Linked DNA regions of Homo sapiens: region 2 is linked to region 1. A link is a loop called in an ENCODE intact Hi-C map of the cell type or tissue named here. Cell type or tissue: PC-3. All regions are shown on one strand. Each heading gives the region's core, and the rest is flanking DNA. Links, peaks and the distances in the headings are about the cores only.

The links. Peaks named below come from ENCODE experiments on the same cell type or tissue, not always from the same donor. Only the 100,000 strongest peaks of a DNase experiment are listed, where the experiment ranks them.
Region 2: a loop joins it to region 1, with 2.9 times the contacts of the local background. A loop is called at or near these places in 1 of 110 quality-filtered maps.

Annotation. Positions count from the first base shown.
Region 1 is chr14:65,772,587-65,780,230 of GRCh38, forward strand. No RefSeq gene overlaps it. Among named protein-coding and RNA genes, the nearest start is that of MIR625, 310 kb to the left of the region's middle. In PC-3, for the core only: no CTCF peak of the experiment used is centred there; no DNase peak of the experiment used is centred there.
Region 2 is chr14:65,673,463-65,681,106 of GRCh38, forward strand. The region is part of intron 7 of FUT8 (fucosyltransferase 8); the gene reads left to right. Among named protein-coding and RNA genes, the nearest start is that of MIR625, 210 kb to the left of the region's middle. In PC-3, for the core only: no CTCF peak of the experiment used is centred there; no DNase peak of the experiment used is centred there; H3K4me3 peaks cover 636 bases; H3K27ac peaks cover 613 bases.

The DNA.
Region 1 (7,644 bases), core at 2,427-6,426:
CTCTCTGCCCGCACTGATTGAGACCCCAAATATAGCTGATTGCAGCAGAGAGCAACATCTGACCCTGGGGATCCCCATTCAGAGGTTGATTATCTGCCAACAACATGGCCTAGTTCCTGGCTGAACTCAGGGACACAGAAATTGTGGTTTGTCGGTTAAGAGCTAGATGGAAGTAGGTGTCACATAGATCCAGGTACTAGGCTGGTCACACTGGGCCTTGCGCAGGAATAGTAAGCAGAAAAGGCTGTTTTTTTGTTTTTTGTTTTTTGTTGTTCTTTTTGAAGAAGCAGGAGGGTGGAATACATACAGAGAAATATGGGCCTAAAAGACCATGTTCCCCTGAGGCGGAAAGAAGGGCTTCAGCTCCTGGCAATTTCTGGTATCATGAGGCTCTGCTAAATTTCCTTTCTTACCCTTGGCCGGCATGGATTTTTACAATCTCCTATCTCCTACCCTTTATTTGTATTGGCTTTAGTCCCTTACAACCACAACTTCCCTAATCAGAACATTATCTTGTACAGTCTGCATGTGTTAAGTCTTGTTCCTCAAACCAGGAACAAACTCTCAAAGTACAGAGATTAACGTCTTAGTCTTTTGAAAAATCTTTCCAGGTAACTTGTAGATATGACAGCTGTTGAAAGGTTAGGCTGAAAGGCTTTCTGGAAATCCAGTTCTATAAACCTGTTTAAACATTTACATCAATTGGCCCTGAGAAAGCCTTTTTGAGGTTTCCAACATAAAGCAGCTCAGTATTAACTGTCATTGGAAGTTTAAGAGAAATGAATGCCAATATGTCTGATATAGCCTTAACTTTCCCAGGCCTCTTCAGCTGTCAGGCTGAGAAGGGATTCCAGGCACTGTAGTAACACAGAAGTCACCGGCTCATGTAGCACCATGGCTCCTAAAAGCATCCCTCTACTACTTTTGTGAGTTTCAAGGGGTGTCTCACTTGGGTGCATGGAGAACTTTGCTTATCTGGGGCCACTAATGCTGCACCATCTCCCCTTACCTACTTTTAATCTGCCTTTCCATCTACCCTCTGTCACCTCTTTATTGCCTCCTTCAGTCCTTCTTCCATGTTGCTAGCAGGGATGTCTTCCAAGTGCAGATCTCACCACATATTCTCCTGCTCAAAGCCCATCTGTAGCATATACTATTAGTTGCTTGTTCTCAGCAATCCCCAGTGCTAACCTATCCAGCTCTGTTGATAGAGCTGGTCCCCCATGAAAGATGCTGAAAGTGCCAAATATGTGCCCTTTCAGATTCCCTTACAGCTAGGACATGGGGACATGACCTGATTCTGACCAACTGGATCTGAGGGGAAGAATTTTGAGGGTTTCAGAGAAATATATCCCTTCTTCATATAAAACACACATCAAAAGAAACATCCGTTTTCCTTGTTTAGGGCTTTGTGTGCTTAAGCCTTGATGCTTAGACTTGGACTCCCATATTGTGGTCATGGGGAGACAGTGACCCAGAGCCCTATATTGATGAGTTCCTGAAGCTTTCTACCACTAGACTTTTTATTATGTAAGAAAATATAGTGTTCTTATCATGTAAGCAATGTTTACTTGGGCCTTCTGGTGTTACTTGCAGGCAAAAGCAACCCAAGATATTTTCCACAGATCCCTATTGGAAAAAGTTCAAACTCCTTATCATGGGTACATGAGGCCTTTGCTGTGAGAGCTTCCCGGAGGGAAAGGGCAGAGATGCTATGTGCCAACTGAAATTACAGAAAAGACTGGATGAAATCAAACAGAGAGTTAATCTAAATAATGATTGCAAACATGGATGCAAACAGTGTAGATGCCATGATAATAAAGATATGATAGACAATATGTAAGCTGTAATGTAAAAAAAAAAGTTGAGAACCGAAATCTTGTACTTGCACACAGCCAACTGTGTATATTAGCATGACTTTCCTATTCCATTGTCTTTATTAGCATAACTTTACTGCTCCAGAGGACTCATGTTCAGGAAGATAAAAACTGCAAACAGCTTTATTGTCTATGTGATAATAAATTTTAAGTTTCAGTGTGGCTATGTTATGGTACCTTGTTTTTGGGTCAAACACGAGTCTAGATGTTGCAGTGAAGGCACTTTTTAGATGGGATTAACTTTTAATAGACTGGATTAAGAAAATGTGGCACATATACACCATGGAATACTATGCAGCCATAAAAAATGATGAGTTCATGTCCTTTGTAGGGACATGGATGAAATTGGAAATCATCATTCTCAGTAAACTATCGCAAGGACAAAAAACCAAACACCGCATGTTCTCACTCATAGGTGGGAATTGAACAATGAGAACACATGGACACAGGAAGGGGAACATCACACTCTGGGGACTGTTGTGGAGTGGGGGGAGTGGGGAGGGATAGCATTAGGAGATATACCTAATGCTAAATGACAAGTTAATGGGTGCAGCACACCAGCATGGCACATGTATACATATGTAACTAACCTGCACATTGTGCACATGTACCCTAAAACTTAAAGTATAATAATAATAAAATTAAATTTAAAAAGTAAAGCAAAAAAAAATCTGTAGATTTTGAGAAAAGTAGATTACTCTCCATAGTGTGTTTGTGCCTCATCTCATTCATTGAAGGCCTAAGGGAAAAAGGACTGAGGTTCTGAAGAGAAATAAATGCCTCCAGACTGCATGCAGACTCGAGGCTTTAACATGAACGCCTGCCGAAATTTCCATCCTCCCAGCCTGCTCTGTAGATTATGGACTTCCAAGCCTCCACAATGGCATGAGACAGTTCCTTAAAAAGAAATCCCTCTCTGGTTCTGTTTCCCTGGAGAAGCATGACCAATACAGTTTATTACAGGAACTTCTGAGAAGACCTTTCAACTCTTAAACAGAAAACATCAACAGATATCCCAAGATGTCCCTTCCCTCAACATCCTCATCTTGCTGTGTCCACCAAACATTATCCTCATCTAATCTTCTTTTACCTTTCCTCCCCATTGAAAGACAGGCTTTATGCCAAATTTCACAGCAAGGTCTCAACAAATCAGACTTTACTTTCCCCTGCAAGATGCTATCAGACTCTGTAAGTTGTAGATAACTGATAGCAATGCAAGATAACTTGTCTACAGATATACAAATAAATTCCATCAGGTGGATATTTACTTAATTTCTCAAATGTGAAGGAAGCCAGTTTTGCCTCCATTTGAAAATTTCAATATTCCTGATGTCTCTATGTCTGTTTTTTACATTTTCCTTTGAACTAATTGTACCTTCTACCTGGTTCCTGCATTAGTAATAAGTTAAATAAGTTCTTTAATGTGTGTGTTTTTTATCTTTATGAGTCATGATTTTACCCTTTTAAAAAATCATTCTTCAACATCAATTTAGCTTTTCATTTTGGAGGGATGACCTATTAACCAAGGACAGGAAGCTGAAGTTGGCAAGAAGAGAGGGAAACTGGGGCATTCTCTTAGGCAGTAAGCCTATTTCCTTCCCTGTTTCTCTGTTGAATAAGGACATGAAGAGATTGAGGACAAATGAGGGAAATCTAACCATCTACCTCTGGGAGTCTATGAAGATGTGGACCCCTGAGTCCACACCCAGGAGTCAGGCAGCATAGGAGTGCAGCTGCTTTGGAAAAACATGTGTTACACACTCTTAAAATTCTTTTTATGCTTGGAGTGATGGCATTGAGTCCCTCTGACACCTTTACATCTGGAGTCCCTCCTTTGGTTAATTCACTGCACCCTTGCAGCTTGTATGCTCTTCTTTAGTGCTTATCATCCCATATTACGATGTTTCTATTACTCTGTCTTGCATCATATTGTAAACTACATGAGAGCAGGGTGCGTCTTGTTCATTAGTATGCTAGTGCCTGGCACACAGCAGTCATTCAGTATGTTTTGTTAATGAAGGAATAGGTTAATATATCTTACTAAGTAATTTGAAAAGTTATCTTTTCCTTTTATGAACAGGTCATAGGACAATTTCCCAAGTGTATTTGGGGCTAGATTTTTCCTTTATCTAGAGGCAACACAAAGTGAAGTCCTTGCATAGCAGTTCCCGGGGATCCCCTATGAAGGATCATCCTGGCGGCCACAGTTCTCAGGCTTTCTGGCTCTTCAGTCCCAAGGTAGCAAGTCTTTGTCTAAAGCACAAGGATGTGTATGATACCATGTATTAAAAGATTTTCCACTAGGTCTGAGGATGAAGAATATTCTGGCAGGTGCTCTTTGTCTTCTCAGAATTCTCTCAGACCCTTGGATTAGATAGAGGGCAACAATAGCCACAAAAAAATTGGAGTCTCCTGAGAAACCTATATGACTTCTGAGAGAGAAAGGCCCTGGAAGAAAGCTGAAGAAGAACTTTTGGAGAAACAGGAAAGTGATGATAAACCTGGAGAATGGGAGTTTTATTCACCTTATTTTTACATGATCTGAGGACCTGGTAGAGGCCTGATATGAGGCGAGAGTAGGCGCTTGGGTCCCCTGCTTTCTTCTCACTTTGGAAGAAATGGTCCCTACTTTTGTTTTTTCTTTTTTTTTGAGACAGAGTCTCACTCTGTTGCCTAGGCTGGAGTGCAGTGGCACGATCTTGGCTCGCTGCAACCTTGGCCTCCTGGGTTCAAGTGATTCTCATGTGTCAGCCTCCTGAGTAGCTGGGATTACAGGCATGTACCACCATGCCCAGCTAATTTTTGTATTTTTAATAGAGACAGGGTTTCACCATGTTGGCCAGGCTGGTCTCGAACTCCTGACCTCAGGTAATCCACCTGCCTCAGCCTCCCAAAGTACTGGGACTACAGGCATGAGCCACCGTGCCCAGCCAGGCTCTACTTTTGAATGACCTATGGATACAGAGTCCAGGAGGTGGAACAGAGAGTTCAGAACATTTGCCAACATCACTAGCATGCACAAACTGAATGAAAATGATTTGGAAAAATTGGTATTGTAAATCGTTCATTGCCATATTTAGGAGCTGGACTTATCCTTATGCCATCTCCAGTTTTCTTCTTTGGGGAAAATTTCTTAAAGGGACAGCAGATTGAGTTGTTGGCATTGAGGCTTGTCATATGAAAAGGAAAAAGGAAATCAGGGTCCCATTTCTCTCTTTATTATTGTGCTCCCATTTGAGGCATTTAAAAATTTTGCTTATTGAAGAGGGCTTTCATCTATGCCTGCAGAAAATTACAGGGCTAAGTTACTTTATAATTCTACTGTGCTATCTTTTCCTTTCCTCTGTTTCAAAATGGTTTGCTCAGAAGAAAGAGGAATATTTCTGCATTTGTCACAGCATACAGAAGAATTTCTGAAGCTCTAAGAAAACCCTGACCCGGGCCACTTCTATTTTATTTTTATTTTTTTAAGTTTTATTTTATTTTCAATTGATAGATAATAATTGCATATATTTTATGAGATTCAATATGATTTTTGATACATGTATACATTGTGGAATGATTAAATTAGGGTAATTAACGTATCCATCTCTTAAAATATTTATCACTTCTTTGTGGTGAAAATATTTGAAATACTCTCTTTTAGTTATTATTATTATTATTATTTGAAACAGGGTCTCACTCTGTCACCCAGGGTGGAGTGCAGTGGTGCAATCATGGTTCACTGCAGCCTTGAACTCCTGGGTTCAAGTGACCCTCCCACCTCAGCCTCCCAAGTTGCTAGGATTATAGGTGCGTGCCACCAGACCCAGCTATTTCAAAATTTTTTTGTAGAGAGAGGGTCTCACTGTGTTGCCCAGGCTGTTCTCAAACTCCTGGGCTCAAGCAATCCTCCTGCCTTAGCCTCCCAAAATACTGGGATTACAGGCATTAGCCATCATGCCTGGCTGTTCTTTAGCTATTTTGAGATATAAATTATTATTAACTTTAGTTATCATGTTGTGTAAGAGATCACCAGAACTTATTCTTCCTAATGGAAACTTTATACCCTTTAAGCAATAATCTCCCCTTGCCTCATCTACCCCTGCCCCAGCCTCTATTAACCATTCTTTTGTCTACTTCTATGGGTTTGACTCTTTTAGATTCCACATTTAAGTGAGATCATGTGGTATTTGTTTCTCTGTGCCTGGCTCATTTTGTTTAGCATAATGTCCTCCTCTAAGTTCATTCATGTTGTTGCAAATGACAGAATTTCCTGCTTTTTAAAAATGGAGAAATATTTCATCATGTATAAGTACCACTTTAAAAAATCTATTTATCCATTGATGGACACTTTAGTTGTTTCTATTTCTTGGCTATTGTGAATAACACTGCAGTGAATGTGAGTACAAACATCTCTTTGACGTGCTAATTTTAATTTCTTTGAATATGTACTCAAAAGTGGGATTGCTAGATCATACGGTAATTCTATTTGTAGTTTTTTGAGGAACCTCCATTCCTTTTTCCATAATAGCTGTGCTAATTTACAATCCCACCAACAGTACACAAGAGTTCCTTTTTCTCCACATCCTCGCCCATACTTGTTATCTTTTATCTTTTTGATAGTAGCCAATCCAACAGGTGTGAGGTGAAATCTTACTGTGGTTTTACTTTGCATTTCTCTGATGATTAGAAGTGTTGGGCATTTTTTCATATATCTGTTTGGCCAACTTTTAGAAATAGTAGAAATGGTGCATGGAAGACCACAGGGAACTGCCAAATTATTTAAATCGGATAACTTGGCAGTGTAAAATCTCCAAGAAGTGTCCCTTCCTTGGTTTTGGTGTCTGCTTCTTCCTACACCTCTACATTTTGAGAAAGAGTCAGAATATGGAAACGAGAGTACCTGTATCAATGAGGAAAACACTGAGCTGCTAGTAAAAGGAAATCTAACAAAAATGGTCTAAATAAATAGGAATCGTTTTTCTCTCAAACAAGATGTCTCAAGATAGGCCATTGCCAGTCTTTGTTCAGAGGTTAAATGATAGAAGGGCTGAGGCCCTAGGGACCTTGGCATTTCTCTCAGGGTTGCCACATGACTGCTGGAGCTCCAGCTATCATGTCTTAATTCAAGGAAAAAAGAAGGCAGAAGGAACAAAAGAGTAGTACTTTTATATTGGGAAGAACAAAAACCTGCCTGGAGGCCCCAGCAGGCATCATTGGCAAGATGGTGTCATTTGGCCATTCCTAAAAACAGGGGAGACTGGGAAAACAAGAATTTTGCCTTCCCCACCTTGTAGGAGAACTTGTCAAAAATGGAGCTGGGAATGTGCCCTGTCTCCAACCACCTTCAGTCTCCACTCACCTTCAGTCTCCACCAAGGTCCACAACCTTGGGTCTGAGACATCCTCTGCTGACCATCGGCTATGGGGCATTGTTCTCCTTGCCAGTTCACTTTAGTCAGCACAAACAGCTCGGTTTTTAGACCCTGTGCATTTTCTCCAATAGACTTAACCTTTTGCAAAATGAGAGAAGTGCCCAGTTATGTAGGGGACAGGAGTGTGCAAAGAAGGCTGAGCAAGAAAAAGCTTTGGAGGAGGATGCCATCAGAGTGCCATCAGACTTGGGACTACATCAGCTAAAATACATTATTGTCACTCCCAAACTGCTGGAAGCCAGTCCTTCCAGCAAGCTCAGAAGCTTATAGGTTTAGGGGCACAGAGGGAAAGGCCATTTCCCAAGTATTCATCAGTGGAGAAATTGGGCTTCTCTTAGCATCATCTGGACT
Region 2 (7,644 bases), core at 2,355-6,354, 99 kb before region 1:
CTACCCTGAAGCAAATATCTAATGCATATTTGGGGTTCTTTTGGAAGAAATGATTTTTAAGCTGAGACCTAAATTATGAGTAGGAGTCAACCAGGTAGGGACATGGTGGAAGAATTTTCTGTCAGTGGGCACAACATGTAAAAAGACAGGCAAGAGAACATGGAGTCACTGGGGGAACTAGTAGTAATTCATTGTAAAGCTTGAATACTGAGAGACTAGCTAATGTTTCCTTTTAAAAACAAGCATCACTTACAGGATTTCCATTTTGATGGTTGTGTATTCTTGTTCTTCACTAAAACTGACAGGTTTTAATTCGAGAGTCAAAGCTGTTTTTTTGATTTTGGTTTAGAGAGTAGACAGAGTTATAAGAAATTGATTTCAGATGACTTTTTTGTTATCTCATAACTATTAAACTGTTTATTCAAATATCTCACTCAGGTCAGAAGGAAAATCTTTAGCAAGTAGAACACAAATGAAATTATACTTTCAGTCTTTCCTTTGATACTAATATTTTAACCTTTACAAAACTACTAAGATGTCTGTTGGAATCATCTAAATATTCTAACCAAGTTGTATCCTTAATAAGGATTGACGTCAGGTAGACTAATTTATAAACTGATATTAAGCAATAATGTGATTAAGAATATATAGATATAATATACATATTAGGCTATAGATATGCATATGTTAAGTCTTTTTACAGTAGTATTTTCAGTCTTTGATAATTGTATTAATAGAAACTTAAAACAAGTACATTTACTATTTTTGATCCCTTATGCTGCAAAAAATCTTGATTTCTCTGTTTAGGGGATCTGAGGGAGAGGAAGGATATTAGACTGTGAGTCTGATCCAGTTCTGTTGTTTTTAGCTTTCTGAACTTTGTGAATTAACTTAGCTTCTGAACCTCAGTTTAGCTCTTTAAAAAACTCATGATACTCATTATCTACCTCCCTGTCCACCTGGAATATATTATTAGGTTATAACCTGCAACAACAGGAAAGTTATCCTTTTATTCTGAGATGAAAATCATGCCTTTATAAGAGCTTCATATGTAGTTTTCTGTCTAAGTTAAATGGAAAAGTTGAAAGAAATACAGAGAAGCAAGATAACTTCTGAGAATAACTTCTAGACATTCAGAATATCTCTATGCTTAATAAACCCACAATTTAATCAAAATAAAATTCTGGGCCACTCATAGAGTCTCTCCGCAGCTACCTGAAGCCTTCAGCAGTTTTAAGTATTTTTTCTATCTCAACATACCTAAGATAGAAGGTATACTCTTTCTTATGATAGTTATTCTGTGTAATTAGTGAAACTGGCTTTGTTGCAGCAAAGATCTGGTTGTGCAGGAGGCTATTTGGAGAGTGAGTTGGTACCACATATAGTTGAAAAGCTAGCTGTCTCCTCTCCAAGATTCTAGTAGGTTTCTCTGCCCTTTACCTGACTCCTTTTAGAATCATTAACCTAAACAAGTATCATTGCAGGTACATAAGGACTTTTGATTCAACTGCTATAAAACTTTTTTGTTTTACTACTTATGGGCCACAAAAGAAAGAAAGATCTTTGCTTCAGGAATTTAAAATTCCAGTTAGAATATACTTAATGTCTCAGAAGAAGTTAAGCTGCTTTTCACCATTACATCTTCTTTCATTTCCCACTTAAGGAGATAGAAGTCTATGGTATCTCATTAAAATCTAGTGGGATCATCAGGAAATACAGGAATAGGGAACTGAAGCTTTGTCCACATTGTAGCCTTGACCCTTGTGAGCCTACACTCTTACAATTACAGATATTTATTTTCGTGTTTATCCTGTAAGTGCTTCTCAGATTGAGTTGTGAGTAAACCTGGGGAAAGTGAATTAGAGATTTGCAACCTACCAGGATAAAACATGGTACATTTTCTTGGACTATTAATTTTATTTACTGGTAGGTAAGCTAAATCATTTTCAAATAATAAAACAAGATCTGTAATGGTATAAAATGAAAATTTGATCAAACTCCAGCCCATTGATTGAGGCCAGACTTCATATTCTCAGTAGCATGAATTTACCTTCCTCTGCTGTTAGGAGCATTTTGGTGGAAAATTTTAAGAAACACCATTCTATGAGTTTTTTAGCTGTTTATTTCACCTTGACAGAGACTCCATATGGGAGCAAAGCAGCAAGGTACTTCTAGGTTATTTACCTTCTAGGTTATTTACACAGTGCCAAGCGTTTGACCAGAGCACATTAGATGTAATAAGAGAGGCCGGGCGCGGTGGCTCACGCCTGTAATCCCAGTACTTTGGGAGGCCGAGGTGGGCGGATTACCAGAGGTCAGAAGTTCAAGACCAGACTGGCCAACATGGTGAAACCCCATTTCTACTAAAAATACAAAAAAAAAAAATCAGCCTGGCGTGGTGATGGGCACCTGTAATCCCAGCTACTCAGGAGGCTGAGAGGGAAGAATCACTTGAACCTGAGAGGCGGAGCTTGCAGTGAGCCGAGATCGCGCCACTGCACTCCAGCCTGAGCGAGAGAGCAAGACTCTGTTTCAAAAAAAATAAATAAACAAAAAATAAATGTAATAAACAAAACCTGTCTCCCCAGATCCCCATCCAAATTTCAAAACATTACCCTTCTAGCTATGTGAAGCACTTTTATTAAACTGTAGATTTTGTTTTGAAAAAATAGTCTATTACCAAGAATGAATCTTTTAAGCAATTTATTCTCCCCTTTTTAGAAAAGGTTCTGGCAGAATGAGTTCAGAGATAAAAGGACGTGTGACTTAGGAAAAAGCAATACGTATTTAGCATCCACCTCACTATGGAGTGTAAACTATTTCATTGGAAAAGTTTCTGAAAAATCTCCTAAAGTCTATTTAGGACCTATCCAAGGTTGTTAGAGCTAGAGATAGAATCCAGGTGTTCTTAATTTCCTGTGGGGTGTCTGGGCCACATAGCCTTGATAACTGTCTCAGAAATTATCAGTGTTTTTATAAATACTGATATACCTATTATGATAGATGTATTCCTTAAAGATTTGGCATAAATTATTACAAATTGAGTCGTGTTTGAAACATTCCAGCGGAGCTAGATTACAAAGTAAATAATCTTTTTTCTAATAGGAGCTAGTAGTCGGTCCCCTGAGTCACCCCCCACCCCTCCTTCCTTCTTCCTTCCCTCCTTCCCTTCCTTTCTTCCTTTTGTAAGTATTTGGGTTTTTCTGTTTTCCTCAGACATACTTATGTGAATCTTTGAGTCTCAGTCACAGTTGACCTTCAACTCAAACACCAAAGTATAGAAAAAGAAGATTGCAATCTTTCAGTAGCATTTTGATAACAGAGTCTTGTTTGCTTAAAACATGTGGATCACGTTAGAGTGATTCTACAAACAAGATAATTGTTGACATTTTGAAGAAAGTAAAGAATGCATCCTGTCCCTTTTGGTTAGTTTTATATGCCAGAGCTCTGAGTATGATGTGAATCTGTAATTTCTTTGTCTCCCTTCCCCAGGATTATATAAATTGTAGGCTAATTTCATGGAATAGGAAATAATAAAGTCCGTGATCTTTAGTGGAGTTATACATATTTTTTTCCCTCCAAAAGGTTGTTACTCAGTAAGAAAGTTCTATAGTGGTTTATACATCAGTTCCATTGGAAAGAAAGACATATTTGTGTGTGTGTGTGTGTGTGTGTGTGTGTGTGTGTGTGCGCGCGCGCATGCGCGCGCACGTATGTGTGTGCGCATGTGTGTTTTTAAGTAATAGACTTTATTACTCATGCATTTTTGTTGCCTTAGCAGAAGGTCAAAAGCAGATTACAGAATCATAAACCTTCTTAGATGATACTTTGGTATCAGGCTTCTTTCTTTTGTTTTGCTTCCCCAAATACAAAGATCAAAAATATTCTTAGCAGTTATTGAAAATAATTAGAGTTGAGTCTTCCACCTCTTCCTAAAGAGGTCCTCCTTTTGATTCAATTTAAGTTTAGTCTCCTATTATAAGTAGCCATTAAACTTAATGCAGGTTATATTCTCTGGAAGCAAGAAATTGCAACTAGTGATACTATAAGTCATACTGATTTTCCCAAAAGATATATTACAATTAGAGTTATCATTTTTGTTCAGATTTTGATATCCAACTTTACTTTTGAAAAAGTACAACTGCCAGCAAATACTGTATTAGGTATAAATAATGGGCACATTTATATTTATAATGTTTTTAATTATAAAGTTTCTTTAAAAAAAATGGATCAGTACCATAAACAGGGAAGTACACTAGTCATTCAGTAAAAATTTGAATGTTTCTAGATGCCATGGGAAATATAAAGATGACTCTTCAGGAACTTGTCATTGAGTATCATGAGACCCATACATCTGTAAATGTAAAAAAGGTAGTGTCATAAGAGAGGTATAAGGTCCTGTGGGCCACCAGAGAATAGAAAAACTGTTTCTGGCTAAAGCAATCAGAGACTTCACTAGATCCATGAGCTGGGCTCTTAGAGAATGAAGAACATCATTTACCAGGACAGATCAGTGTCATTGATTTGGAGTCAGAAGTTATTAGCTGTGTTACTTTGGGTAGTGTCCCTTAACCTCCCTGTTCTGTGTACCTTACAGAGTTGTTATGAGCATTCAGAGTGATAATATATTTGACAGTGGTTTATATATTCTAAATCACCATATGTTATTATTACCACTTTAGTTTTATGGGAACAAAGCAAAATAACAATAATAGCATGATTGGGTTATAGAGTTTCAGCAGGGCTTCTTTTAACTTTAACAGCCAACATTAATGAAACTCAGAGCTACTTGATGGCTTTTTGTGTAGCCATCCTCCCAAAGAGAGCCAGCTTTGGCTCCCTAGCTCCCCTAGCCCACATGAGGATCATTCTCCACTTCTGTTGGGTTTTATTTAGGTTGCCCTGTAAAAATCTCAGTGTCTAGGCTGACTAAACATCAAAAATATGCTCCTAATCAAGGAGCTGACCAGTTTCTCTTAGTTTCTGGGACAGGGTTGCCTTCTTAGCTAGAGCCATCGCTGACCCCAGTCAGAGAGCTCTCCTGACAAAACAGTCTTCAGATAGTCTTTTTAAGGTCTCCAAGTTGATAGGATGATGGCTGGGAGTAAAGGGGGGTACTAGGAATAAACCATTTTGTCTTGGAGCTCTAATATGTATATAATACTAAGAGAAGCAAAAATAGGCCCCTGTGAAGCCTCTACTCTGTGGGAGCTAACGCTTAGGAATCTGAACATACCCCAGGTAGGAATTTCCACGTAAATTTTACCTAAAAGTAGAAAGGGTTTTTTCATTTAAAAGTCTTTTTTTCTAAACACTGCAATGGAATTGTACAAATCCTAAGGATCTGAATATTAGAAATAAATACATAACAGTGAGGGCCTTTGACTGAGAAAACATCCCTTTGGTATCTCTCTATTGACTGGAAGGAGCTACATAATGCCAGACCAGCAGAGATTATGTAAGCAACCAAAAACGTAGTATTGAAGCACTGCAGCATGATCCTTTCCTCTCTAGGTTTTGGGTCTTGTATATTATATTTGAAGCTATTATTTAGTGCATCTAGGTTCTGGCTAGGAATGAACTGGAACATTTCAGTGGGATTTTAAGGCATGGTGAAAAAAGTAGTTGATGAAAGAGTAAATCACCGTGTTTTTCTTTCTTTGCTGCCACTGCCCATCTTGCTGTGTTCACTGAAATCAAGTGTAGGAGTTGGGGAGTAGGTTAAATACCTGCCTCTGCTGCTACATCTGGCAAATCTTGATCCATATAATTTAGAATTAATAATAGGACATTGGCAAAAATAGGCATTATACTGTATGTTCCTCTTTTCTAGATTAGATCCAGTACCAACCATGGGGCCACCCAAATTGAGACATTAGAATCTATACAGCAATCTTTCTGCATTCTTTGGAAATATAATACCTAGATTGAATTCAGAATATGTTATCTACATTTTAAAAGTTATATGGTGTCTCTATTTCAGAGGGAAGATTAATATTTTATGGCCTGTCATAAATGACCATCTTAGAGGCACCCATTTGTTTTATGTATGCATTAATAATGGAAATTGAGTTCATTCAACTATTGTAATTTTTGTACATCTGTATCATGATTTATATATTGCCTCATTGATGAGCATGTAAATTATTTCAAGTTTTTGCCATTATAAACAGTGACATAGTATCTTTATGCATATCTCTTTGTGCATATATATTAATTTTCCTAGGGCAGTGCTTACAAACTGTATCACATTATACTATATGTAAAAATTATTTTTACTGCCCATATTATCACCTGGGGGATGGTGGCAAAGCTACAGAGGTCTCTGACAGTGTGTCACATATAAAATCTTATGCTCTAAAAAAGGGCTTGACAAACTATGGTCCTCAGACCAAATTTAGCCCCCTACCTATTTTTGTAAATATGGTTTCATTAGAATATATTCATGCCCATTTGTTAGTGTGTTGTCTATGGCTGCTTTTACACTACAGTGACAGAGTTAAATGGTTCCAACAGAGGAACCATTGTATATGGCCCACTGTATTAGTCAGGGTTCTTCAGACAAACTGAACCAATAGGATATATAGTGAGATAGAGCCTGAAAGATGTATTATAAGGTCAGTACCTTATAATTAGCTCACACAGTTATCAAGTCTGAGAAGTTCCACGATCTGCCATCTGCAAGCTGGAGACCCAGGAAAGCCAGTAGTGTATTATAGTTGAAAGGCCAGACAGAGAGCTAGAGGGCTGATGGTGTAATGATTCCAGTTCAAGCCTGAAGGCCTGAGAACCAGGAGTGCCAGTGGCAGAAGACAGATGACCTAAAGATATTCTCTTATGTTTTCTTCCAGAAACTTTATAGTTTTAGCTTTTGCATTTATGTCTATGATCTCTCTAGTGTTAATTTTCATGTGTCACATAAGATAAGGGTTAAGACCATTGTTTTCCGTATTTTTATTCATTTGTTCTAGCCTTATCTGTTGAAAACTTTTCCCATTTGAATTGCCTTGGTCCCTTTTGTCTAAAATCAATCAGTAATATATGGATCTATTTCTGGTTTCTCCATCCTGTTCAGCTGCTCTATTTGTGTCTATCCTTACACTTTAAATTTTTATCAGCCATCAGATATTTCACAGCATGTTGATTAGAAAGCTGTACATATGCCTAGAAGTGGTATTGTTAGGTCATATGAAAGTATACGTTTCTTTAACTTGCCTACATATGCCTAATCCCTCTATGGAAAAATTATTTCAGTATCTCCTCTGCTCTCAGAATCCTTCTCTTTTTAATCTGTCTTCCACAGTGCCATCAGAATGATATTTTCGAAACCAAATATGACTTTCTCTCCTAAGGCCTTCCATGGCTGCTTAGTGTATAGAAACTCCTTGCTTAGAATATAGGATATAAGCTCCTTCACATAAACAGCCTGCTTTTCAAAATGTGCCCTGCACTCCATAATTCACTAGTCCACCTACAAATGTATTCCTTGAAAGTTTTGTGTACTTTTACTGATATACTGGGAACATGTAATTCTTCCTCTCTAGAGAATATCTTTCCTCCACTTCATCCCATGAAATCCTATTTATCTTTTAGTATCATTCCCTTTGTGATATTTCCCTCCAATTGTCCCCATGTTTTCACTGT